Regions from separate parts of the Homo sapiens genome. Here all the other regions are linked to region 1. Evidence: read pairs that join two places in POLR2A ChIA-PET (ENCODE). Cell type or tissue: Panc1. All regions are shown on one strand.

Region 1 (8,000 bases):
CCCAGCTAATTTTTGCATTTTTAGTAGAGGGGGAGTTTCACCATGTTGGCCAGGCTGGTCTTGAATTCCTGACTTCCAGTGATCCGCTCACCTTGGCCTCCCAAAGTGCTGGGATTACAAGCATGAGCCTCTGCACCTGGCTAGCATTTTGAAGATGTAATTAAAGTCCCATGGCTGGGCGGGCGGATCACTTGAGGATCCTTGAGGTCAGGAGTTTGAGACCAGCCTGGCCAACATGGTGAAACCCAGTCTCTACCAAAAATACAAAAAATTAGCCGAGCATGGTGGCGCATGCCTATAGTTCCAGCTACTCTGGAGGCTGAGGTGGGCAAATCGCTTTAACCCAGGAGGTGGAAGTTGCAGTGAGCGGAGATCATGCCATTGCACTCTAGCCTGGGCAACAAGAGTGAGACTTCGCCTCAAAAAAAAAAAAAAAAAGTCTTGTTTCAGTGGATCTTAAGATATAAAGAGATATAAAGATTAACAGAATGTGTGGTGGCTCATGCCTGTAATCCCAACACTTTGTGAGGCTGAGGTAGGAGGATCGCTTGAGGCCAGGAGTTCAAGACCAGCCTGGGCAACATAGTGAGACCCCTGTCCCTACAAAAAATTTAAAATTTAGCCAGATATGATGTCACACACCTGTAGTCCCAGCTACTTGGGAGGCTGAGGCAGGAGAATCACTTGAGACCAGGAGGTAAGCCATGATCAGGCTACTGCACTTCAGCCTGGGCAACAGAGTGAGACTCTGTCTCAACAAAACACAACAAAAAAACAAAGATGACCCAGATTGGTCTGGCCCAATCAGGTGAAATCTATGAAAGCAGAGTTTGGTGCCAGGTGTGGTGCTCACATCTTCATCCCAGCAACGTGGGAGGCTGAGGAAGACGGCTTGAGGCCAGGAGTTCAAGACCAGTCTGGGCAACATAGCAAGATCCCATCCCTACAAAAATTTAAAAATTAGCCAGGCGTGGTGGTTCACACCTGCAGTCCTAGCCACTCCATCACACCTGTAGTTCTAGCCACTTAGGAGGCTGAAATGGGAGGGTTGCTTGAGCCCAGGAGTTCGAGATTACAGTGAACCATGATCACGCCATTGTACTCCAGCCTGGGCGACAGAGTGAGACCCGTCTCAAAAAAAAAAAAAAAAAAGAAAAAGAAAAGAAATTAATTAACTAATTAAAAGCAGGGTTTTATTTGGCTAGTAGCGAAAAAGGAAGTCAGGGAGATTTAGAGCATGAGGGGAATTCTGTAAGCAGAGGGGTTTGGGGCAGTGAGGAGGAGAGATCATGCAGGGCTCAAAGTCAGTGTGAGGACTTCAGCTTGGATACACCAAGGGACACGGGAGTCACTGCAGGGCTGAGCAGAGGTGTGCCGTGGGCTGCCATGATTGAACACCAGTGGGCAGGCCGAACACGGTGGCTCACAACTGTAGTCCCAGCACTTTGGGAGGGAAGGCAGGCAGATCATCTGAGGCCAGGGGTTCGAGACCAGCCTGGCCAACATGGCGAAACCCCGTCTCTACTAAAAATATGAAAAATTAGCATGGTGGTGGGTGCCTGTAATCACTGTGGGAGGTTGCAGTGAGCTGAGATCACACCATTGCACACCAGCCTGGATGACAGAGCGAGACTCCATCTAAAAAAAAAAAAAGAAAGAAAAGTGCTGGAATTATAGGCATGAGCCATTGCACCTGGCCCATTTTAACCATTTTAAAGTATACAATTCAGTGGTGTTGATGACATTTGCAATATTGTGCAACCATATTTCCAAAACATTTCCATCACCTCCAACAGAAATCCCATACCCCTTAAGCAATAACTCCCCATGGCCTTCTCCCCCCAGCCCCTGGTAACCCTGATTCTACTTTCTGTCCCCATGAATTTTCCTATTCTGGATGTTTCACGTGAGTGGAATCCTACAATGTTTGTTCTTTTTGTGTCTGGCTCTCAATATAATGTCTTTGGGGTTCGTCCATGTTATAGCATGTGTCAGAATTTCATGCCTTCTTATGGCCACAAAATATTCCATTGTGTGGATAGACCACCTTTTGTTTATTATTCGTCTGTTCCTGGACACCTGGCTGTTTCCACCTCTTGGCTATGGTGAAGAGCGCTGCTATGAATAAGCAGTGATTCTTAATACTGGTTGAGGGGGAAGATAGCAGGAACGAGTGTCTCCCCTCCCCAGAAGCCCTTCAGAATCTTCCAGAGGATATGAGATTTCTTTTGCTTTGTAAAAGCGGACTGAATGCACGTTGGCTAAACTAGGCTGAAAACTCTTGACTTTAAAGCAAATGGGATTAAAAGGAAACTTTCAATAAGTACTATATATCAGTTACGCACAAAACATTGTTACATATTACATAATGTATTCAATAGGAACGTCTTACTTAAATGTTGAGCTAGGCCAGGCACGGTGGCTCTTGCCCGCAATCTGAGTACTTTGGGAAGCCAAGGCGGGAGGATCACATGAGCCCAGGAGTTTGAGATCAGCTTGTGCAACATAGTGAGACCCCCTCTCTACAAATAATTTAAAAAATTAGCCAGGCGCGGTGGCTCACACCTGTAATCCTAGCACTTTGGGAGGCTGAGATGGGCAGATCACTTGAGGTCAGGAGTTCGAGACCAGCCTAGCCAACATGGTGAAACCCCCATCGCTACTAAAAATACAAAAATTAGCTAGGCATGGTGGTGGACGCCTGTAATCCCAGCTACTTGGGAGGCTGAGGCAGGAGAATCGCTTAAAGCCAGGAGGTGGAAGTTGCAGTGAGCCAAGATCGCGCCATTGCACTCCTGCCTGGGTGACAAGAGTGAAACTCCATCTCAAAAAAAAAAAAAAAAATTAGCCAAGTTTGGTGGCACATGCCTATAGTTCCAGCTACTCGGGAGACTGAGGTGGGAGAATTGCTTGAGCCTGGGCAGTCAAGGCTGCAGTGAGCCGTGGTTTGCCACCGCACTCCAGTCTGGGTGACAGAGTGAGAGCCTGTCTCAAAAAAAAAAAAAAAAAAAGAAAAAAAAAAAGATGAGCTGGTAGAATATGTTCTGTGTATTGTTGGCTTATCATCTGTCCCTGTAGAATGCATGCTTGCTGAGGGCAGATATCTGGTCTATATTGTGCAGTGTCTGCCACACACAGTAGGCCCTCAATCAATCTTTGTGGAACACATAGTGGGAATATGGAGCAGCCAGATGACAGGGAAGTGCAGTGGGCCTTTGGCTGCCTTTCTAAGGCAGGATCTCAGCTGGCGGTCCAGCACCTGCAGGGCGACCAGGCACTTCTTTGTTTTTACCGACTTCTCATAGCAATCGCCCATTTTCTTTATTCATGAATAAAGATGGGCAATAAGTTTCAAGAGGTTGTTTTGTTTTGTTTGCTTTGTTTTGAGACAGGGTCTTGCTCTGTTGCCCCAGCTGGAGTGCAATGGTGCGATCATAGCTCACTGCAGCCTCGAACTCCTGGGCTCAGGGGATCCTCCTGCCTCGGCCTCCCAAAGTGCTGGGACCACAGGTGTGAGCCATCATGCCTGGTCTTTGGGAGGTTTTTGTTGTTTGTTCTAGTAGTACGTATGATTCTTTTAACAATATAAATTGCAGATTTTTTATATGTTGGAGTTGTTGCAAAATATCATGAATTCTCCTCACTACTTTTTAAGTTATAGTTATTAGACCAGTTGTTATTGGATATTACTTAATGTGCTAATACTCCCATTGGCACATTACTGCTATCTACTGTGACATACTACTACTGTCATATCTACACGCTATACCAAATTTGGCTTTATCAAGTATTTCAATCATTGTATTTCACTATGATTGGTTAGCTTTGTAATCCCATGTAATTTACGCCTTTATCCTGAGACTCCAGAGAGTTCACTGGACTGACAAAGGGGTTTGTGGTATAACCAAAGTTGTGGGCCTGCTCCAAAGGCTTGCCTAGCTTCCCCCTAGTCAACCCCACGACACACATTGTCCTGGCCCCACATTCACACCCAGTCTGCACGTTACGACCAGTTTATACCAGTAGTTCTGCCTTCTCACCACCAGGAGGCACTGCTTCACCCGAGTCACAGGAAGCCCTGGGCAGGTTAGGGCTTCTCCCTCCCGCCTTCATCCTGACAGGGGCTCGCATCAGAATCCTCCCGGAGCTTTTTTTTTTCCTTACTTCCATCCCTCCTTCCTTTTTTTTTTTTTTTTTTTTTTTTGAGACAGTCTCACTCTTTCGCTCTGTCGCCCAGCCAGGCTGGGGTGCAGTGGTGCGATAGCTCACTGCAACCTCCACTTCCTGGATTCAAGCGATTCTCCTGCCTCAGCCTCCCGAGTAGCTGGGACTACAGGTGCGTGCCACACCTGCTAATTTTTGTATTTTTAGTAGAGACAGAGTTTCACCATGTTGGCCGGGCTGGTCTTGAACTTCTGACCTCCAGTGATCCTCCTACCTCGGCCTCCCACAGTGCTGAGATTATAGGCATGAGCACTGTGCTCAGCCGCTCCTTCCTTTTTTCCTTCCTTCCTTCCTCCCTCCCTTCCTCCTTTCCTTCCTTCCATCCCTCCTCCCTCCCTTCCTCCTTTCCTTCCTTCCATCCCTCCTTTCTTTTCTTCCTTCCTTCCCTCTCTCCTTCCTTCTTCCCTCCCTCCCTCCTGTCTTCCATCCTTCCTTCCCTTCTCCCTCTCCCTCCTTCCTTCCTTTTTTCCTCCCTTTTAACTTTTTGTTATGAAAAATTTCAAACATACGAAAGTATATGAACCCCCAGAGAGCCATCAGCGACTGCAGTGATCATCTCGGGACCCAAGTCATTTCTGCACCCTGTCTGGGAGCCCTCTAAAGATACAGACGCTTGCCCTGCCCTATATGGGCGCTCAGAGCCTTAAGGTTTACAGAGCTCCTGGGCTGTTTGGGAACCACTGTCACAGCGTGGCCCCTGCCTCCCAGACCCCTGGTGACCGCGCACGGGCTTCCAGCAGCCATTCCCACACACATGAGCGTCTTGCCCATGTCTGCCCCAAGCCCTGGGCTCTCACTCCTGTTCTTTTGCTCAGGCACCACAGGAATTGGGGAACAGCTGACTCCCATTCCCTGCACAGCCTCTTCCTGTGGCTCTGAAAGCCAGGGTGAAGTAACACCCATCAGCCTTGCCCTTGAGCAAGCAACCACAGCCACATTTTGCTGGCACGAGGCTCATGGTGTGGCCTCTTCCTGCGATGGAGGGGCAGGCCCTGGGTTGGCAGCATCTCTGTGTTTCAGACTGAAAGACATTGTCAAGCTATTAAAGCTTGGTTCTGAGTGTCCAGAAGGATCCCTGTTATGAGCTGAATTGTCCCCCCTCCCCATCCATATGCTTTTTAAACATTTTTTATTTTTATTTCTTTTTTTTTTTTTTTTTTTGAGACGGAGTCTCGTTTTGTCACCCAGGCTGGAGTGCAGTGGTGCAATCTTGGCTCACTGCAACCTCTGCCTCCCAGGTTCAAGCGATTCTCCTGCCTCAGCCTCCCTAGTAGCTAGGATAACAGGTGCCCATCACCACGCCCGGCTAATTTTTGTATTTTTAGTAGAGATGGGGTTTCACCATGTTGACCAGGCTGGTCTTGAACTCCTGACCTCAGGTGATCTGCCCACCTCCGCCTCCCAAAGTGCTGGGATTACAGGTGTGAGCCACCGTGCCCGGCCATACTTTTTAAAAATTTTTTGTAGAGATGGAGTCTCACTATGTTGCCCAGGCTGGTCTCAGCCACTCAAGGTGCTGGAATTACAGGTGTGAGCCACCATGCCCAGCCCCCCATTCATATTTTGAGATCTTAGCCTCCATTACCTCAGGATATGACTGTATTTGATGATAGGGTCTTTAAAAGGTAACTAAGTTAAAATGAGATCGTTAGGTTGCACCCTAAACCAATATGATTGTGTCCTTAAGAGGAAACATGGGCCCGGTGCAGTGGCTCACTCCTGTCATCCCAGCATTTTGGGAGGCCAAGGCAGGCAGATCGCTTGAGCTCAGGAGTTCAAGGCCAGCCTGGGCAACATGGTGAAACCTCATCTCTACTAAAAATACAAAAAAATTAGCCAGGCATGGTGGTGCACGCCTATAGCCCCAGATACTCAGGGTGAAGCGGGGAGTCAATTGAGGCTGGGAGGTTGAGGCTGCAGTGAGTCTAGGTCATGCCACTGCACTCCAGCCTGGGCGACAGAGTGAGACCCTGTCTCAAAAAAAAAAAAAAAAAAAAAGGAAACATGGACACAGATAAGAACCCAGGGAAGACCAGTGGAGACACAAGGAGAAGACAGCATCTCCAAGCCGAGCAGAGAGTCCTGGCGGGGCCGCGCGCGGTGGCTCATACCTGTAATCCCAGCACTTTGGGAGGCCAAGGCAGGTGGATTACTTAAGGTCAGGAGTTTGAGACCAGCCTGGCCAACATGGTGAAACCTCATCTCTACTAAAAATACAAAAATTAGCCTGGTGTGATGGGCCACACTTGTGTTCCCAGCTACTTGGGAGGCTGAGGCAGGAGAATCACTTGAACCTGGGAGGCGGAGGTTGCAAATGGATACAACTCACTAAACCAGTAAGATCCCTTCCTACATCCTGAGGAACTACCTGTAGGAGTTTCTGACGGGGACCAGAGGCAGCCTGTACAGGGGGCCTGGGGCTCTCTATGTGTGTGTGTCCCGGGGCAGCCCTGGGTTTGGTGAGAGGGAGGATTCTGATCTCACTCAGCCCTACTCACTCCGGCCCTCTTGGGAAGTGGGTACCAAGCCCTGATCCCACCCGGGCTGGTGCAGGATGGTGGCATCCCCGTGGCCTGCAGCCGAGCCCTGTGGAAGGCCGCTGGGCAGAGACAGCTCCTCCGTTCACAGGACCCTCATCCAAAAACCCTCACATATTTCAACATAGCCGCACCCCGAACGTGGACCCCTCAGGCACCGGGCCCTGTGTGGCCATCCAGGCTGCACACCCATGAAGCCAGCTCTGCTGCTGGGGGACAGCAGAGAGAGGAACAGGCAGGCCGAAAGGTGTCCAGGGCACAGTGACGTCACCAGGAGCCACTGAGTCATCAGGAGGGCCTTTCATCAGTCGGCTGCCTGGTCTGATCTGAGCGAGGTGGAAGCTTCCAAGGCCAGACACGGGGAGACTCTGTGAGGCTCCCACATTGTTGATCATTTCTTCTCATCTCTCCTCTCCTGACCAGATTGCTCTCTAACCAGATTCATTTCAGGAGTAAGTGACTGCCGGCCAAGAAAGACAACCCCCTCAAGGTTACTAATTTAAAGACAGATGGGATCAGCTGTGATTTCAGTCGCAGTTATGAAAATTAGAGCCAGGTGTGGTGGCTCATACCTGTAATCTCAGCACTTTGGGAGGCTGAGGTGGGAGAACTGCTTGAGTCGAGGAGTTAGAGACCAGCCTGGGCAACATAATGAGACCCCTTGTCTTTAGAAAAAATGTAAACATTTGCCAAGTGTGATGGCGTACACCTGTAGTCCCAGCTACTTAGGAGGCTGAGGTGGGAGGCTCGCCTGAGCCCAAGAGGTCAAGGTTGCAGTGAGCCATGATCGCACACTGCACTTCAGCCTGGGCAACAGAGCAAGACCCTGTCTCAGGAAAAAAAAAAAGGAAAAGAAAATTAGACTAAGACATGCTTTGTTTTGCAATGGTGCAGCATCAAGGGGTCCTGGCAGGGAAGAGGTGGCACCAGCCTGCACCACTGCTGCAGAAATACTCGGGAGTACACAAAGCACTTCTCGGCTGGAGTCCAGAGGCCTTCATATTTGGTAGTTTACTCTGATGTTTTCAGTTCCAACAGAGGAAGAGGAAGGGGCTGGTCCACAGTGGCCTCAGGTAATGCTCAGCCTTGGGGGATGATGAACACAATGAGGGGCACTTGGCGTGAAGAGTGAGAGTCCATTTCTCCTTCTCCTCCTCCTCCTCCTCCTCCTCGTCCTCCTCCTCCCCCCGCCCCCTTCCTCCTCCTCCTCTTCCTGCTCCTTCCCCCTACCCTCCCCAC
Region 2 (8,000 bases), 1.6 Mb after region 1:
TCCTCCGACAGCACCAGGGTGCGGTGTGTTTGCGCACAAAAAGAATAGTCAGCTGGGATCAAACCAGGAGCCAGGCGGCTGCCGGTCCCCACTGCTCTGCCCAGAGGCCCTGTGGCCTGGCCACAGAGAGCTTGGATCCGGCTGCAAGTTCTGAAGTCTGGTAGGTACCGATGGGCATGTGATCTGGCCTCTCCGAGGTTCAATTTCCTTGTCTATAAAATGCACGCGATGATCGTGCCTGTCGCAGGGGGCTGTGGTGAGGGTTTGGGGAAGCGATGAGGGTAAAGCTCTTAGCAAAGTGTCTACACATTTCTATGTGGAAAATGTGGTGCCAGTCATCATTGTGATCATTGTCATCATCATCGCCATCGCTAAACACTTCTCTAACCAGGATATGGTAACTAGGAATCGTGCCTTTGGGGCTGGTGATGGCAGAGAGACTGGCAGCACTGACCAGCCCTCCCACTGTGCTCCCCAAAGAGCCTGGGGAAGCTCAGAAATGTCTAGAGGAGGCCACCCCTACTGCCTGCCCTGAAAACTGACGAAAGCAGCCACCAAGGCCCTGGACTGTAAGGCTGGAGGGGAAGGTGGGAAGACTTGGGCAGTCCCATTTGCCTATCAAAAACTGTACATTCGCTCGGCTTTCCACGGGACTCATGTCCTAATATGGGCCCAGCAGCTTTCTGGGTTATTTCGAGTACATGTGATAATGACTCCAGGCTTCGCTTCTGCTGCCCCCAGAAAACTTTCCATCTGGGGAGAGGGAGGACGGCTGGCAAAGAATGAGAAGGGCGTAGGGAAGCCCAAGGTCAGAGAGTGGGGAGGAAGTGGACGCCGGTGGGTGAGCTGAGGGAGGGTGAGTGGAAGCTGGAGGGTTAGGGCTGGCCAAGGGACCAAGGGGAGAGGCAGGCATGGGTGCCGCGTGGGCCCAGCCAAGGGCTCCAGGACACGAGGTGGACACCCGACCTCATGCCCTGCCTACCACCCACCGTCCCAGGGAAGTTCACCCTGCTCAGGGCCACAACCGGCTCTGGAGGGAGGGATTTAAGAGCAAAGCCACAGAGGGCCCTCATCCTGCCTCCTCGCCCGTAACTCTGGTGGGGGTCCCTTTTGTACAGGAGCCAAGCTGGGCTCCTGGGCCTCAGGCAACTGCCCGGTGCCCAGGGTCCCCTTGGCTCCTTGATTTATTTGCCTATTAATTATCTTTCTGGCCAAGCTTGGCCACCAACTCCAGACTGCACAGGGTTAACTCCAGACAGAGGGGCTGGCTGGCTTTCCTTCACTCTACCTCAATTTCTACTGCTCCTATCACCTACCTCCCCCACCCCCTGATCTTAGGGAAAAAAAAACCCATCAAAATAACTATTTTATGTCTCCAAATATGCAGATCATTTTCTTTAATGAAAGATGCTTGACGTCTCCGATCCAATTAATATGCAAATGCAGGAGAGGATTTATTTGTGACATTCTGTCTGGGTGAGAGAAAACAAAAAAGGCCTGTTAACCAAAACACTAATTGCTGTGACTGATTGTCACATATCATCATTTTCATAGGATCTCCTCCATTCCCGGCTCGCAGGGAGCTTGAAACCAGGACTGGTTCCATGCGGGCATCAAGGAGAAACAGGGCAACTGGCTACCTGCCAGCGTGGCCCCCTTGCCATCAGAGCCCACGGGGGGCTGGACGAGGGTGGAGGGTACGCCAGTGACCTCCCCTCCTAAGCTGCACCTCACCACTGACCTGCAAGTGCCGACCTGCAAACCAGGAAGTGGACGGCCCCAGCCTCTATCGGATCTGGCAGGCCTGGGGAGGCCTCAGGCAGCTTCAGCCCAGCAAGTCTCTGGGTCGTGGTGGAGGCCAACTGCCTTTTTGCTGCCTGACCTGCCTGCTAGGAAGCAGAGGCGGGCCCATGCCGAGGGGAAGAAGAGGGGCCAGGGCAGCCTCTTCGGGTCCGCCCAGCTGCCACTCCCACCTGTCTCTTCCTGTGTTTCTCCTGCTGTATCTTTTACCTTGAGCACCTGTTGACAGAGGCCACCTAGGGAAACTGAGGCACAGCAGAGCATCTGCTCGTTAAGATGACACAGGCATCTATGGAAACGTTGGAACCAGGCATCCGCTGTGTCTGGGCAGACACCTGCGTCTTGGCCCCGCCCCTTCGCAACCTGCACTGAAGTGGGCCGTCAGCTGTCACAGCCACCGTCTCCCCTGAGCGGCTCAGGAGGCCATGAGGGCTCCTCAGAGGACCATGAGGCTTCCTTTACCCCATGGCTTTAGGGAGAACAGGCAGGAGAGTGAGTGTTGACGGGCACCCCATTCTCAAACGCCAAGGGGGAACTGGAGAGGAAACAACATGTTTTGCTGAAGACACTCAGTAAAGGATGAGAAGGTTCTGGTGCCACGCAGTTCCAAACTCAAGGCCAAGGGGCAGAAAAAGATTCCCTAAAGCAGCCTTCCGTCCCACACGGGCCAGCGAACAAGGGGAGCCTACAGGGCACGGACTTAGGGACCGAGTACCTTCGAGGGCAGATCTCTTTCCATTCAAGCTCGAACATTCTGGGTGCTCGGAGAAGGCTTCTTCTATCTTCCTATCACCTTCCCAGAACTCCTCCAAGTTTCCAAGGACACTGAAAACTGGGTGCTGGGAGCCCAAGTGGGCAAGGCCCACTCACAGGGGGGCAGCTAAGAGGCAGGTATCCAGTGAGCACCAATTCGGACTGGCCCAGGGCTCCATGTCTGCCCCCAGCAGAGCCGTGGTGGTGGCTGAAGGTGGTCCCATCTCACTCGACTTCCATTTCAAACATCCCTGTCTCCTGCCCCAGCCCAGCTGCCTCCCTCTGGCATTACTGCCACAGGCCTCTAGGAAGAGCTGGCGCCAGGGCTGCATGGGGCAGACACTCTCCCCCCCAAAAAGGCCTGCCCCCGCACCCCAGAAACAGGCCCAACAGGATGCCATCCGGGGGAGCTTGGAAGCCTTCCGGGAAGAGCACTGCCCTGGCACCAGTCCTGCGGGAAGGAGGTGAGCCGGGTCTGCCACTGTCTGCGCTCACCTGATGTGCGCCCACGGCAGCTGAGCACCAATGGGGTGTGCGTGGGTGCAGACGGGAGGTGCGCATCATGGCGCCAGGAGCCAGAGGAGGAAGGGCAAGTGGCTGGGAGTGGCAGCAGGCTGGCTGGTCACTGAACAGTGCCCTGGCTGTAAACCGGACGTGGGAAGGCCCCGCCTGCCAGTGTGGATGGTGGGTGGGTAGGGGGACAAGAGGAAGGGTTTCATCTGAACACCCAGCCAGAGGGGCCCACCTCCCCCTGGCCTGTCCATCACCACTGCACAGTGAGTGGGGGCAGGCCTTGCTTCTACTTCACTTGTGCCCATACCACAGTCACTCACAGATACAGCCTCCTAGGGGGCTCTGGGGTGTGGGGGCTCTCACTGTGCCATGATTTAGAGCCCCTTTAAAACCAACCCATCTGTGCATTAAAACCACCCATAAAACAGAGGAGCCACTGGCTGTGGCTCTGAGCAGTCTATTCAAGCCAGGCGCCAGCCTCTCACCTGCTGCCTCACCCCTGCCCCGGTGCCCAGCCTGGGGGCAGCACATGCCCTGTTGGACACGGCAAATTTGGGTGGGGTTAGGCCAGCTTCCTGGCACTGGGCAATGGGGTCCTGCGCTTTGCAGGTGCCTTTCTCATGGCTTAGAGGAAAGGACCCTCCAGGGCATCAAATCAGCAGCCCTGGCTGGAAGCTGCCCCCATCTCTGAATCTTCCTTGGCCCTGTCTCCCACTCTCTTTTCTCCATGGCCTGGGTCCTTCAGGACTAGATGCCCAGGAAGCTCATCCAGCGGTCACATTTCCCTCTAACTCCCCCTGCAACCTGGCTGCTCTCACGGTCAGCTTCAGTCCACCCGTCTCAGGTGGCCTCCCCAGTTCAGCACTGCCTGGGTCATGTGCCCCAGCCCCAGAGCCCACCTTCTCCTCTTCTTTGGGGGTTCTTCCCGAGTCCAAACCATGCCAGCAGGGGTTCAACCCTAAACTCACACCCAACCGCTAGCACCTGCCCCAGCCTCCCATATCACTTTGGATTCCTGGTGAGGACAAGTCCAGTTTTCCAAACCGACCTTGGAGCTCTTTGACCACAGCACACTTTGGGAGAAGGTGGAAGAGTCCTCCCCATCTTTGCCAAAAGAGGTGTCAGGCTAACGTTACACCAGCTTTAAAAATACCCCAGCACACGATCCACAGGGTGAGAGCAAAGGCCACGTGGTCAGAGCCGGGCTATAAATAGCCAGCAAATCATTTCCCAGAGCCACGGCCCCCTCCCCAGCACCAAGAACCTTTCTGAGGAAATCAAAGTGAACGCAACTGTTACCAAGTCACTACTAAAATATTTACCAGCCTGGCGAAGTGCCGAAGGTGCTTGGCACCGAGTGTTTGCTTATTTACAAGGCTGTTTTAAAGGGTAGAAAGCAAAATAAGGTAACCTGAGCTATTAAACCCGGGGGCCAGGTGGTACCTACCAGCTGTCAGCCACCCCAGGCATGTCGGGAGCTAGAACAGTCCTGGTGGAGATTCCCTTGAAATGGGTCAGGAAAGCAGAGAGAGGCTTTGGAGCCCAGGAATCACCTAGCCCTCAGGGGTAGGGGCTCAGGGAGTGGGAGCAGAGAGTGTTAGAGGTTAGAGAAGCACTTCTCCCCCAGCCAAAGCAAGCAGGGCCTAGCACGAGCTCCAAGGTTGCCCCTGGTCTTCGCTCAGAGGGGCACCCCAAGGGCACTGCCCAGCCAGAGGCAGGGGCAAGGGCCCTGGGAGGGAGAGGCAAGGCGGGGAAGAGGAGGCAGAGGAAGGCAGGTGGGGGGCTGGCTGGGAGCCTCGGAGGATGACATAAGGGGGACACAGCCAACCTGGGGAAGAGAAGGTGCTCAACTTCTCTCTTTCTCCTCTTTCTCTGAAGTTTCCTTGTGGTTTGAATTTAATTTTGATTTTCTCAACTTCAGCAGATTGAAGTTGAAATAACCTACAAATTACTTAATGTGTTGTAAATCTGGGGGAATTCAGGAGTAATTGGGACCACATGTTGGCCGGGAGGGAGCCCACAGAGGACGGAGGGAAGCAGCCCTCGCAGACGTGCAGGTGGCTGTTCTTCCCTGGAGGGAGGGGGCTTGGGCTCCCCTCGGTGGGGGTAGGATTCCCTAGTTGGCCAGGGAGCCCTGGATGGATACGGCGAGAACGTGTTAAGACCAAGGAGTGACCATGTCACTGCCCAGGGCAGCCCGGTGACCGTGGACACAGGGCGGCCAAGTAGGCTGGGTGCCAGGCGTCTGCCAGGCCCCTCCACCGTGCCAATGCCAACACCGTGGCCGCCTCCCGCTGCATGCGTGTGGCTGTCAGCTGAGCTCCCCTCCCGCCCTCCCTCTCCGGCAGGCTCCTCTCAAGTACTGAGCCATATGGTTCCAGTTAAGCTCCATATTTTTCCTTGTCGATTGAAGAGACACACTTTCCTCTTTGCCAGACAGTTTGCAGATTGCTCTGTTGGCTCAATTTCTTATTGGATTTCTCAAAAAACCTGACATTTTAAATTAATTTACAGCCACAACAAAAAGAGTTCAGAATTTTAATGGTGTTGTAAGTAATTTTTAGGTAATCCACTCCAGATTTTGATATTAACCTTTGAAACTGGAGTTCATTCAGCTACCATGTTACAATCCAGTCACACTCCAGGCCTGGGGGAGGCCAGGCTTGGGGAGGAGGTGGAAGCCAGGTTCTGGAAAGCCCTTTTTTTTTTTTTACTAGGAGACCCCAGAGAGGATGATCCTGGGGAACCCTGGACAGGTGAGTGACAAGACAGCGGCAGTGGGGTGGGGAGGGAATGGCAAGGGGGGCCTGAAGACAGCAGGGCAGGTGTAAGAGAGTCATTGAGGGGGCCAGAGGGCCTGCCGAATGTTCTAGAAGGATGGGCCGGACTTAGGAGGGGGCAGCATCCTCAGGATCCCTTAGTAGCAAGAGCAGGGTGAGGCTCCACCTCAGTGCACTAGGAAATAATGGTAATAGCAATAATAATGACAGCTAGCATTTGCTGAGCAGTCACTATCTGTCAGGGGCTGTACCATCTCATTGATGCCTCCAACCACCTATGGGGCAGGGCCTATACTATCACCACCACCACTACTACCAGTACTACTACTACTGCTGCTACTACCACCAGCATGACCATTAATTGTTAGTGTTTATGGAGGGCTGACCGCGTCCCAGGCAGAGTGAAGTCGGTTTTATAAACCACCTCATTAAACAGCAACAGAAACCCTGTAGGAGACACCACTGTTCATGCCCTCATTTACGGAGGAGGAAATGAGGCTTGGGGAGGTGAAACCGGGTCTCCCCAGCTTGGGGCTACTGACCAACAGCCACGCTCTGGGATGCCGCCATCCTCAGCCTACTCCGTATCTCCTTTCAGAAGATGCTATGAAATACTCATGGCCATCACAGTCCTCCTGGCTGGAGCCGGAGGGAGGAGGAGGGCGGTGTAGTCCTCCAGGCTGGCCAGGCTGGGGCCGGTGGAGGATGCCACCTTTTCCTCGTGCCGCCTCAGGCCAAGCTGAAGGCTGCATGCCAATCCGGCCAGAGGAAACACCGGGCACGGGGAATGGAGCCCTCGCCAGCGTCTTTACTAGGCCCTGGCGCTGTGCGGCCCCTGCCTGGGTGCGGTGCCAGCTCACTACACCAGCAGATCGTTAGCATTCCTTTCCTGCAGGAGCTGCCCAGGGCACCCAGGAAAGGAGACATGAAGATGAGGCCCAGCCAAGGCCGCTCTGGTCCCTGGGGGGTCCTTGCTGCAGCAATCACCCAGGCCCTGAAGAGAGGCCAGGGAGAGGCTAGCATGGGGGTGTTCAGAGGCCCAGGGGGTCTTCCCTGGCCTGCTCCGTGTCCTGGGGGAAATGGTTCAGGGAATGAATCAGCACCTGCCAAACCCACTGAGGTGTCAGGTAAATAGCACCATGTGGGGCTTCCTGGCCAGTTTCTCTATCACGAAAGCCAGGACGGAGGGGAGGGAGACCGGGAGAGGTGACTGGCAAGGTTTTCACTTTACCCACTCTGGAAGAGAACACAGCCTGTGAGTGAGGAGGACTGAAACGAAGGCAGAGGGGGAGCCATGGGCGCCAATGTCAAGCCCAGCCCACCAGGGAGGGTGGCATGGAAACAGCCTGGAGAAGGAAGAGGGAAAAGGGAGAGGTGGCCAGGGGTAGGGAGAGGCCCGCGACCGTCCCAGGCCTGTGGGAAGCTGGGAGACCAGGGCGTCTTGCAGGCAGGGGCTGCAGAGCCATAAGGCACCTGCTGTTTGAGCCCAGCCCCAGCCCCCACTCCAGGTCATCGGCCATCCAGCTCTTCATTCACAACTCTCCATGTGTGCTATTCTGGGTACCAGGTTTGCACAAGGCCTTTTAAGTCCAGAAAAGAAAAAAAAAAACAACCCAGCCTCCCAGAAGCTCACAAACACCCCAGCTCCTTGAACCCCCGGGCCCAGGGGATTCAGCACAGCCCAACAGTGCCCCAGTGCCCACCCTCTGAAAGTTGGGAAGCTTTTACGGTTCTGTCCTGAAGGACTCTCTTCCTTGGTCCCCATAGCCCCCAAGCCAGGTTCCTAGACTCCAAGAATGAGAAAACCCCTTTCCCAAGGTGCCAGGAGTTACAATAGGAACTTCTGCCTTCCCACCATGTCCAGGAAGAAAAAGTGTCTGCACCCTAGGGTTCAGGGTGCTAGGAAGCAAAAGTGGAGCTGAGAAGCTGGCCTTCACCTCGTTCCTGATCAGAGGCTGAGGAAGGCCAGGCAGCAGCTGCCAGGGCTGCCCTCAGCCCTTGCCCAGACTGTGCCGACCTGGGAACCTGTGGAGCCCCTGGCTAGTGGCCAGACAGCATGTATGAGTGTTGGGGGTGAGCTGGGGGGAGAACTCAGGCTTGCCATGCCCCGGCACCATGCCAACACGTGGAAGGTTGAACTAACCCCGGGCGCGA
Region 3 (8,000 bases), 450 kb before region 1:
AGAGACACACAGAAATTCTACAACCCATCCACTGTAGACTGTCTAAGGGAAAACTGTTCCCCACAGTTACTGGTGCTGCTTTTAACAGAATACCAATAAAGGTATAAAACACAGAAAATATTCATTTATGGCAGAGATTAAAAACAAAATATATGCATTTATATGACTTTATTTTTAAAAAATAAATTGACCAGGCGCAGTGGCTCAGGTCTGTAAACCCAGCACTTTGGGAGGCCAAGGCGGGCGGATCACCTGAGGTCAGGAGTTTGAAACCAATCTCACCAACATGGCAAAACCCCATCTCTACTAAAAATACAAAATAAGCCGGGCAGGGTGGGGCATGCCTGTAATCTCAGCTACTCAGGAGACTGAGGCAGGAGAATTGCTTGAACCTGGGAGGTGGAGGTTGCACTGAGCCAAAATGGCACCACTGCACTCCAGCCCAGGCAACAAGGGAGAAACTCCATCTCAAATCAATCAATCAATCAATCAAGCACAGCTACCAACTCCTTGGGGATATTACAACCTAATCTTAATTAAAAAATAAATTCACATCACAGGTTTTCCTTCAAAGCCAGGTTAACAATACTACTTCACAGGTTAAATGCCAGTTTTTTTGGTTTTTACCACTGGCCTTAAATGATTGCATTAAAACACACCAAAAGGATCTTAGTAATTAAAGATAGATACTAAACAAAATTTCCACTTAAAGTCATGCTAAAGCAGGACAAATTTTTCATGGTTCAAGGTGTGCAAAAAGCCTTCATTTTAAAGAATGCTTCAATGACCAAATACATTTTCAATGAATCAATGTACCAAATAATAATTAGGTATATTAAAATATCCACTTTAATTACAGGAAATTTTGTTAGAAAAGCTAGTATCATGAAGCCACTGTCATAAAAGAAGAAATAATTTATCATTAAAAAAAATCCTGGGCATAAACAAAAAACCCCGCCCTCCTCTCATATGATGGAATCAATGCTGAAACACGGAAGCTTATAAAATCATTTTACCAACTGTTACAGAAGCACTAAGTATCAGACACAGGAAAAGGGGGCTTAAAACCAACATATTTCAACTAGAGATTTAAAAACAAACAAGAATGATTAATTAAGCAATAATCAAGTTCAAAAGTATTTGGTGAAATAGTAAGTATAGCTCCTACAAAGGATAATCAAACCCAAGCACAATCTGATGCCTGTTAATCCACCTCTCCCTATGAGCTGTTAACCCACCTCTCCCTATGAGAAGCCTTCCTGTCACCACCATCTTTGCCTCCTGCAATTGCAATAAACAGGAAACACTAATTGGTCACCTCCAGAAGCTAAATACCAGCAATGGGTGGGAAATCCCTTTACTCATTCATCCATTCATTCATTCATTCATTCATTCCATTCATTTGAGACAGGATCTCACTCTGTGATCCAGGCTGGAGTGCAGTGCACGATCATGGCTCACTACAGCCTCAACCTCCTGGGCTCAAGCAATCCTCCTGCTTCAGTCTTCCAAGTAACTGGGACCACAGACACGTGCCACCACAGCCAGCTAATTTTTCAATTTTTTGTAGAGACAAGGTCTCACTATGTTACTCAGGGTGGTCTCAAACTCCTGGGCTCAAGCAATCCTCTCTTCTAGGCTGCCCAAAGCACTGGGATTATAGGAGTGACATACCACACCCAGCCCAAATTTGGATTTTAAAGAACTAATTTGATGCTTCCATAGAGAGGAACTTTTAAACTACACATTTCCTGATTCAACAGTTTACCTACTACACACAGAAAGGCTTTCCAGGAAGCATTTTATATTTGCTAAATAACGGTAAGTAAAATATTTTAAAGTCATCCAAGTTTCAATAACAATTATCATTACTTCCTTACTTTGAAAGCTACAACCATATTTCCAAGTATTAAAACAACAAAATACAAATAATCCTAAGAAATCCACAATAAAGATTTATCTATTAAGGCCGGGCGCGGTGGCTCACGCCTGTAATCCCAGCACTTTAGGAGGCCGAGGTGGGTGGATCGCGAGGTCAGGAGATCTAGACCATCCTGGCTAACACGGTGAAACCCTGTCTCTACTAAAAACACACACACAAAAAAACAAAAAAAATCAGCCGGGTGTGGTGGCACGCCCCTGTAGTCCCAGCTACTCTACTGTTTAGAATCGTTTTCAATGTCCAAAAATGTGACTGCTTTAGAGATGCCAAATAAGACTAATTTAAATAACCTAAGATTGCTCCAATTACCGCTGGTTTTTCAGGTGGTACAATGTATAAACCAAAGAAAAGAAGCTGGTGCATAAAACTCAGCTGGCTGAAGAAGTTAAAAATAAAACTCCACAATGATATGTGGTTTGGGGAAAAACATCAGAGTTCCATTTAGACATGTTAAGTGTTAGGTGCTTACTGGACATGTGAGTGGAGCTATATCTTCTGAGTGGAGATACAAGGAAGGCAGCTAAGTAGGTCTGGACTAAAGATAACATTTTAAACTCTTTAGGTAATTTTTTTTTTTTTTTTTGGAAACAAGGTCTCACATCCATCACCCAGGCTGGAGAGCAGTAGCACGATCTCAGCTCACTGCAGCCTCGACTTCCCAAGCTCAGGCAATCCTCCCACCTCAGACTCCCAAGTAGCTGGGACTACAGATGCACATCACCATGCCTGGCTAATTTATTGTATTTTTAGTAGAGACGGGGTTTTGCCATGTTGCCCAGGATGGTCTTGAACTCCTGGGATCAAGCAATCCGCTCGTCTTGGCCTCTCACGGTGCTAGGATTACAGGTGTAAGCCACTGTGTCTAGCCTGCATTTAGGTAATTTTTAAAGCCATGCATCCTAGGGAATTACGTAGAAATTCAACAAATATTTATCAGACACCTATTATGTGCTGGAGATAGAGCAGTAAACCAAAGAGTCAAAATTCTCTGTCATTCAGGACTTTACATTCTGGTGGAAGAAACAAGACAATAAGCAATAAAAATAAAGATGTAGCCGGGCACGGTGGCTCATGCCTGTAATCCCAGCACTTTGGGAGGCCAAGGCGGGTGGATCACCTGAGGTCAGGAGTTCAAGACCAGCCTGGCCAACATGGTGAAACCCCATCTCCACTAAAAATACAAAAATTAGCTGGGTGTGGTGGTGGGTGCCTGTAATCTCAGCTACTTGGGAGGCTGAGGCAGCAGGATCACTTGAACCCGGGAGGTGGCGGTTGCAGTAAACTGAGATTACGCCATTGTACTGCAGCCTAGGCGACAAGAGCGAAACTCAGTCTCAAAAAAAAAATAAAGGTGTAGTTTGTGATGAAGACAAGTACTCTAGGGGAAAACAGAGCAGAGTAAGGACAAAGTAGAGCCGAGACTGAGGGTCAAGGTAGGCCTCTCACTGAGACTCGAAAGCGGGACGGTGAGCTACAGATATTTGGAGAAACATATCCCAGGCAGAAGGAACAGTCAGTGCAGAGGCCTTAGTGATCATCACAAGGGCAGTTTCCCTGGAGCAACAACGGATGGATTTAAGAGGAAAGGAGAACTGGAGATCTGGGTACAGAAAACTCTTGTTGAGAAGTTTTTCTGCAAAGGAAGCAGAGAAATCAGCAATAGCTGGCAGAGTAAGTGGGATCCAAATACGGGAGTTTGTATCTGTTTTAAGATTGGAGAAAAGCGGCATGTTTGTATGCTGCTGGGAAAGATCCAGCAGAGAATGAAACATCAACATTATGAGAGACAGGAAATTACTATGTGAGAGGGCACGGGTGGCGCCTCAGAGAGTTCCCTGAACAGCTGGTCTATACACAAGCAGTGGGGAAAGCACAGGATGCCCTGGAAGGTGGCAAGATGTGGTAGGAGTCTGCAGAAGGGCTCTTAAGACTGTTCTGATTTTCTCATGCAAGTAGGAAGCCCACCATGAGGCCAAGGAGGAAGTATAAAAGGACAATGTATGAAACAGGCATCTAAGAAACTGCATAAGTGAATGGACTTGCCCAGGAGCCTTAAAGCTCCATTTGACGTTTATTAACCAATTGGGAATTAACACTGAGAAACTCACCAAATCTGAGACATAAAGGCTGACTCTGACTTTCTACTATAAATAAAAAATTCTCTAACAAACTGCTGAAAATGGTCAGTGTCTAACATATTTGAATATACAATACTTGGGGAGAGTCGTAATTTCTCCAAATAATGTGTTGAAAGAGATTACATCCCATTTTCACACCATATTCATAATTGCTTCGTCATACATAACTTGAAGGGAGTCATCAGTCATTGAAGGATTTAATAACCTTAAGCTGAAGTTAACTCCCTTATGTCAGACCACAGTAAACAAAAGCAGGGTTTTAATGCCTTAAGCCAATTATATATTGCAAAGTAAAACATCTTATATTCTTATTCACAGAAGTACAAATTTAGTTTTAGTTTAGTTATATTCTTATTCACAGAAGTACAAATTTACACAAAAAGATTATCTAACAGCATTCAATTAATCACCAAGAACTGCCATATAAAAATCTATTTCTAATAATATGGTCCTGGTTGCACAACTCTATGAACACAGATGGTCCCCAACTTAAGAGGGTCTAACATACGATTTTTTCAAATTAACAACAGTCCAAAAGTGATACGCATTCAGTGGAAAACATACTCTAGGTAACCACACAACTATTCCATTTTTCACTTTCAGTTCAGGGCACAGCGACTAACGCCTATAATCTCAACACTTTGGAAGGCCAAGTCAGGAGGATCGCTTGAACCAACGAGTTTGAGAGGAGCCTGGAGAACATGAGACCCCTATCTCTACAAAAAATTTAAGGCCAGGCATGGTGGCTCATGCCTGTAATCCCAACACTTTGGGAGGCAAAGGCGGATGACCTGAACTCAGGAGTCGAAGACCAGCCTGGGTAACATGGTGAAACCCCGTCTCTACTAAAAATACAAAAATCAGCTGGGCGCAGCACCTGCTATTGTAATCCTAGCTACTTGGGAGGCTGAGGCAGAAGAATCCCTTGAACCCAGGAGGTGGAGGTTGCAGTGAGCCAAAATTGTACCACTGCACTCCAGCCTGGGCAAAAGAGTAAGACTCCATCTCAAAAAAAAAAAAATTAAAATTAAAATTAAAAAATTAGCCAGGCATAGTGGCACACACCTGTAGCCTCCCAGCTACTCCAGAAGCTAAGGTGGGAGGATAACTTGAGCATGGGAGCTATGATCGTGCCACTGGGCAAAACATCTATCTGTCTGTCCATTTGTCCATCCATTCATCCACTCATACATATATACCATGAGATATCCAACACTTTCTTATATAATAGGATTTATGTTAGATGATTTTGCCCAACTGTAGGCTAATGCAAGTGTTCTGAGCATGTGTAACATCGGCTAAGCTAAGCTATGGATTTTGGTAGATTAGGTGAATTAAATTCATTTTCGACATGTATTTTCAACTTAGGATGGGTTTCCTGGGACACAACTCCATCTTAAGTCAAGGAACAGCTATATACTGGAAACCATTGATTTGTATACTTTTTAAATGAGTGAGCTATCTCGTATAGGAATTTTCTCTCAATAAAGCTTTTTTAAAAATCTATTCCAAGCTTTTAATCTAAAGAAATAGTTTTATCAAGTAAAAATTTGATTTTTTTTTTAGTTTCTTTGTTGAAATTTCAATGGAAAATGGAGCAAATTAAGTATGTTCTGACAGCTTATGAATATAAACTTTGTAGAGACTCAGAATTCTTTCAGAATGAAGGGCAGAATTAAGGATGGAGTTTTTGGCCTTTGGTTTGGTTGTTTTTCTTCTTTAGTTGACTAAAGTTTATAGTTTCTGGCATTCCTGCTTTATCCCTTTGATGAAGACATACTCAAATCACTTTGACTAAAATAAACAGCAATTTTCTGGTTGTAGATAGCCACAAATAACTCCTCTATCCTATTACAGACATTCATCAGCAAGACTGAGTAACAAACCAATACCTGTATAAAAATGAAAGGATACAATATCACAAGTACTAATTCAGGTAATATCACATTTCTTAGAGTTATGACACTTCAAAGAAATTTTATACTTCAAATCTAAACAGCAGGCCAAGGAATTCATATTTTTTCCCTGAGACAGGAAAGATAATTCAATAATTTCCCCACTGAAGTTTCAGTTCCCATGCCAGAATGTGAGAAGTGAGAGAGTTCTTCACCTTGAAAATCAAATCACCACAGGGACTAAAAATAAAGGTTATATTCTTCTAAGCAAAGCGATTATAAGACTGACAAATTAAGGTGCCCATCGAAGGAGCAATGGATACAGGAAAAAAAAAAAAAAAACTACTAACAGGCTTAGTTAGCCACTTCCAAAATGTAAACTGTAAATGTGGGAAACTCAATGAACTGCCCTACACTTGCATCTCATTTTGTGTAACCTGAGAGGCTAACATCTGTTCTGCCTCCTTCAGAAGGCAGCTGTAAGGATGGAACTAGAGGCCAGTAAAGGCTGTTCAGTAGGTCTAAAGTCTTCTGCCAAGAGAAGTATAATCCTCATTTCGTTCTCAAAAAGCTCAGTCTCTGTAGTAACATACTGATCATCTTCTGCAGGTATAAAATTTATGCTCTGTATTAGTCCGCCATAACAGAATACCACAGACTGGGTGGCTTAAACAGCAAAAATTTATCGCTTGCAGTTTCGGAGTCTCAGAAGTCCAAGATCAAGGTGCCAGCAGATTCACTTTCTCAATGAGGGCTCTCTTCCTAGCTTGCAAATGGCCACCTTCTGGGGCTGTGTCCTTACATGTCAGAGTGAGCACTGGTCATCTCTGGTCTCTCTTCCTCTTCTTATAAGGACACTAATCACATCATGAGGAGCCCCACCCTCAGGATCTCATCTAAACCTAACTGCCTTCCAAAGGCTCCACCTCCAAATACTATAGCACTTGGGGAACGGAAAGCTAAGGCTTGAACATAGGAATTTTGAGGCAATACAATTCAGTCCACGGCACTCGCCTACACAATTTCTTTACTGATTGTCTCTAGGCAGAAATTAAATCTTTGTATCGAGAGAGAAAGATAGTTTGAAAGGATGGCTTTAAAGGGGGCTGAAGGTAGCTTACTGAGATTTAGACAATGTAAAATAAAATTTAAGAACAGATGAGGGTATTTGGTGGAGAATAATAGCTAAGAAGTATTAAGTATTTACCTTTGTGGATAGTTTCCTTAGGTCACACACCTAGTTTCACGGGTCACACAGGCTACAAAGCCTTTACTTTTAATTATACAATATTTGCTTCTCTTTTCCTTGGAACAAAGGAAAAAATAGAAGAGGAGGAGAATCTAAAAGATGAAACCATGAATGAGCTGCTACATAAAAGTATGTATTCATGTTCATTTTGTACCTTTTGTTAGATGTGGCCAAAATTTTAGTTTATTTTTTATTTTTATTTATTTATTTATTTATTTTTGAGACGGTGTCTCGCTCTGTCACCAGGCTGGAATGCAGTGGTGCAATCTCGGCTTATTGCAACCTCTGCCTCCCAGGTTCAAGCAGTTCTCCTGCCTCAGCCTCCTGAGTAGCTGGGACTATAGGCGCGCACCACCACGCCCAGCTAATCTTTGTATTTTTAGTACAGACGGGGTTTTACCATGTTGGCCAGGATGGTCTCGATCTCTTGACCTTGTGATCTGCCCGCCTCCACCTCCCAAAGTGCTGGGATTACAGGCATGAGCCACCGTGCCCGGCCGGCCAAAATTTTACAAGCAAATGGCTCAAAGGAAACTTGATGAGTTACAGGATTCTAAATCTGTAAGTTAGAAAACAAACCACATGCTCAGAAGGTCTGGTTTTTTTTGGTACTAAGAGCTAAGAAAAGTTTATCTCTATGTCCTCATAAAGAAAGCAGTTTAATACGGTCAACAGCAGCCTTGGGAACCCCTTTATAAACCATTCAGTACACACAAACACTGTTCCACAAGTGTTCGCACAAGTCAATGGCCTCAAATCAATATAAGTAAAGCAAA

What was found. ChIA-PET counts read pairs that join two places held together with the same protein. Peaks named below come from ENCODE experiments on the same cell type or tissue, not always from the same donor. Only the 100,000 strongest peaks of a DNase experiment are listed, where the experiment ranks them.
Region 2: POLR2A ChIA-PET joins it to region 1 with 6 read pairs; 1 of 35 experiments calls an interaction of 5 or more read pairs at or near these places.
Region 3: POLR2A ChIA-PET joins it to region 1 with 5 read pairs; 1 of 35 experiments calls an interaction of 5 or more read pairs at or near these places.

The regions. Positions count from the first base shown.
Region 1 is chr1:9,138,384-9,146,383 of GRCh38, forward strand. No RefSeq gene overlaps it. Among named protein-coding and RNA genes, the nearest start is that of MIR34A, 9.4 kb to the right of the region's middle. RefSeq lists enhancers at 3,847-4,141, 6,959-7,008, 7,099-7,198. In Panc1, a CTCF peak has its summit at 4,053 (motif pointing right); DNase peaks (open chromatin) are centred at 4,068 and 7,051.
Region 2 is chr1:10,719,953-10,727,952 of GRCh38, forward strand. All of the region lies in intron 2 of CASZ1 (castor zinc finger 1), which reads right to left. Among named protein-coding and RNA genes, the nearest start is that of CASZ1, 73 kb to the right of the region's middle. RefSeq lists enhancers at 1,230-1,735, 7,632-8,000. In Panc1, no CTCF peak of the experiment used is centred here; a DNase peak (open chromatin) is centred at 4,389; H3K27ac peaks cover 3,700 bases.
Region 3 is chr1:8,683,473-8,691,472 of GRCh38, forward strand. All of the region lies in intron 1 of RERE (arginine-glutamic acid dipeptide repeats), which reads right to left. Among named protein-coding and RNA genes, the nearest start is that of RERE, 130 kb to the right of the region's middle. RefSeq lists a silencer at 3,784-3,833 and an enhancer at 7,207-7,707. In Panc1, no CTCF peak of the experiment used is centred here; no DNase peak of the experiment used is centred here; H3K27ac peaks cover 536 bases.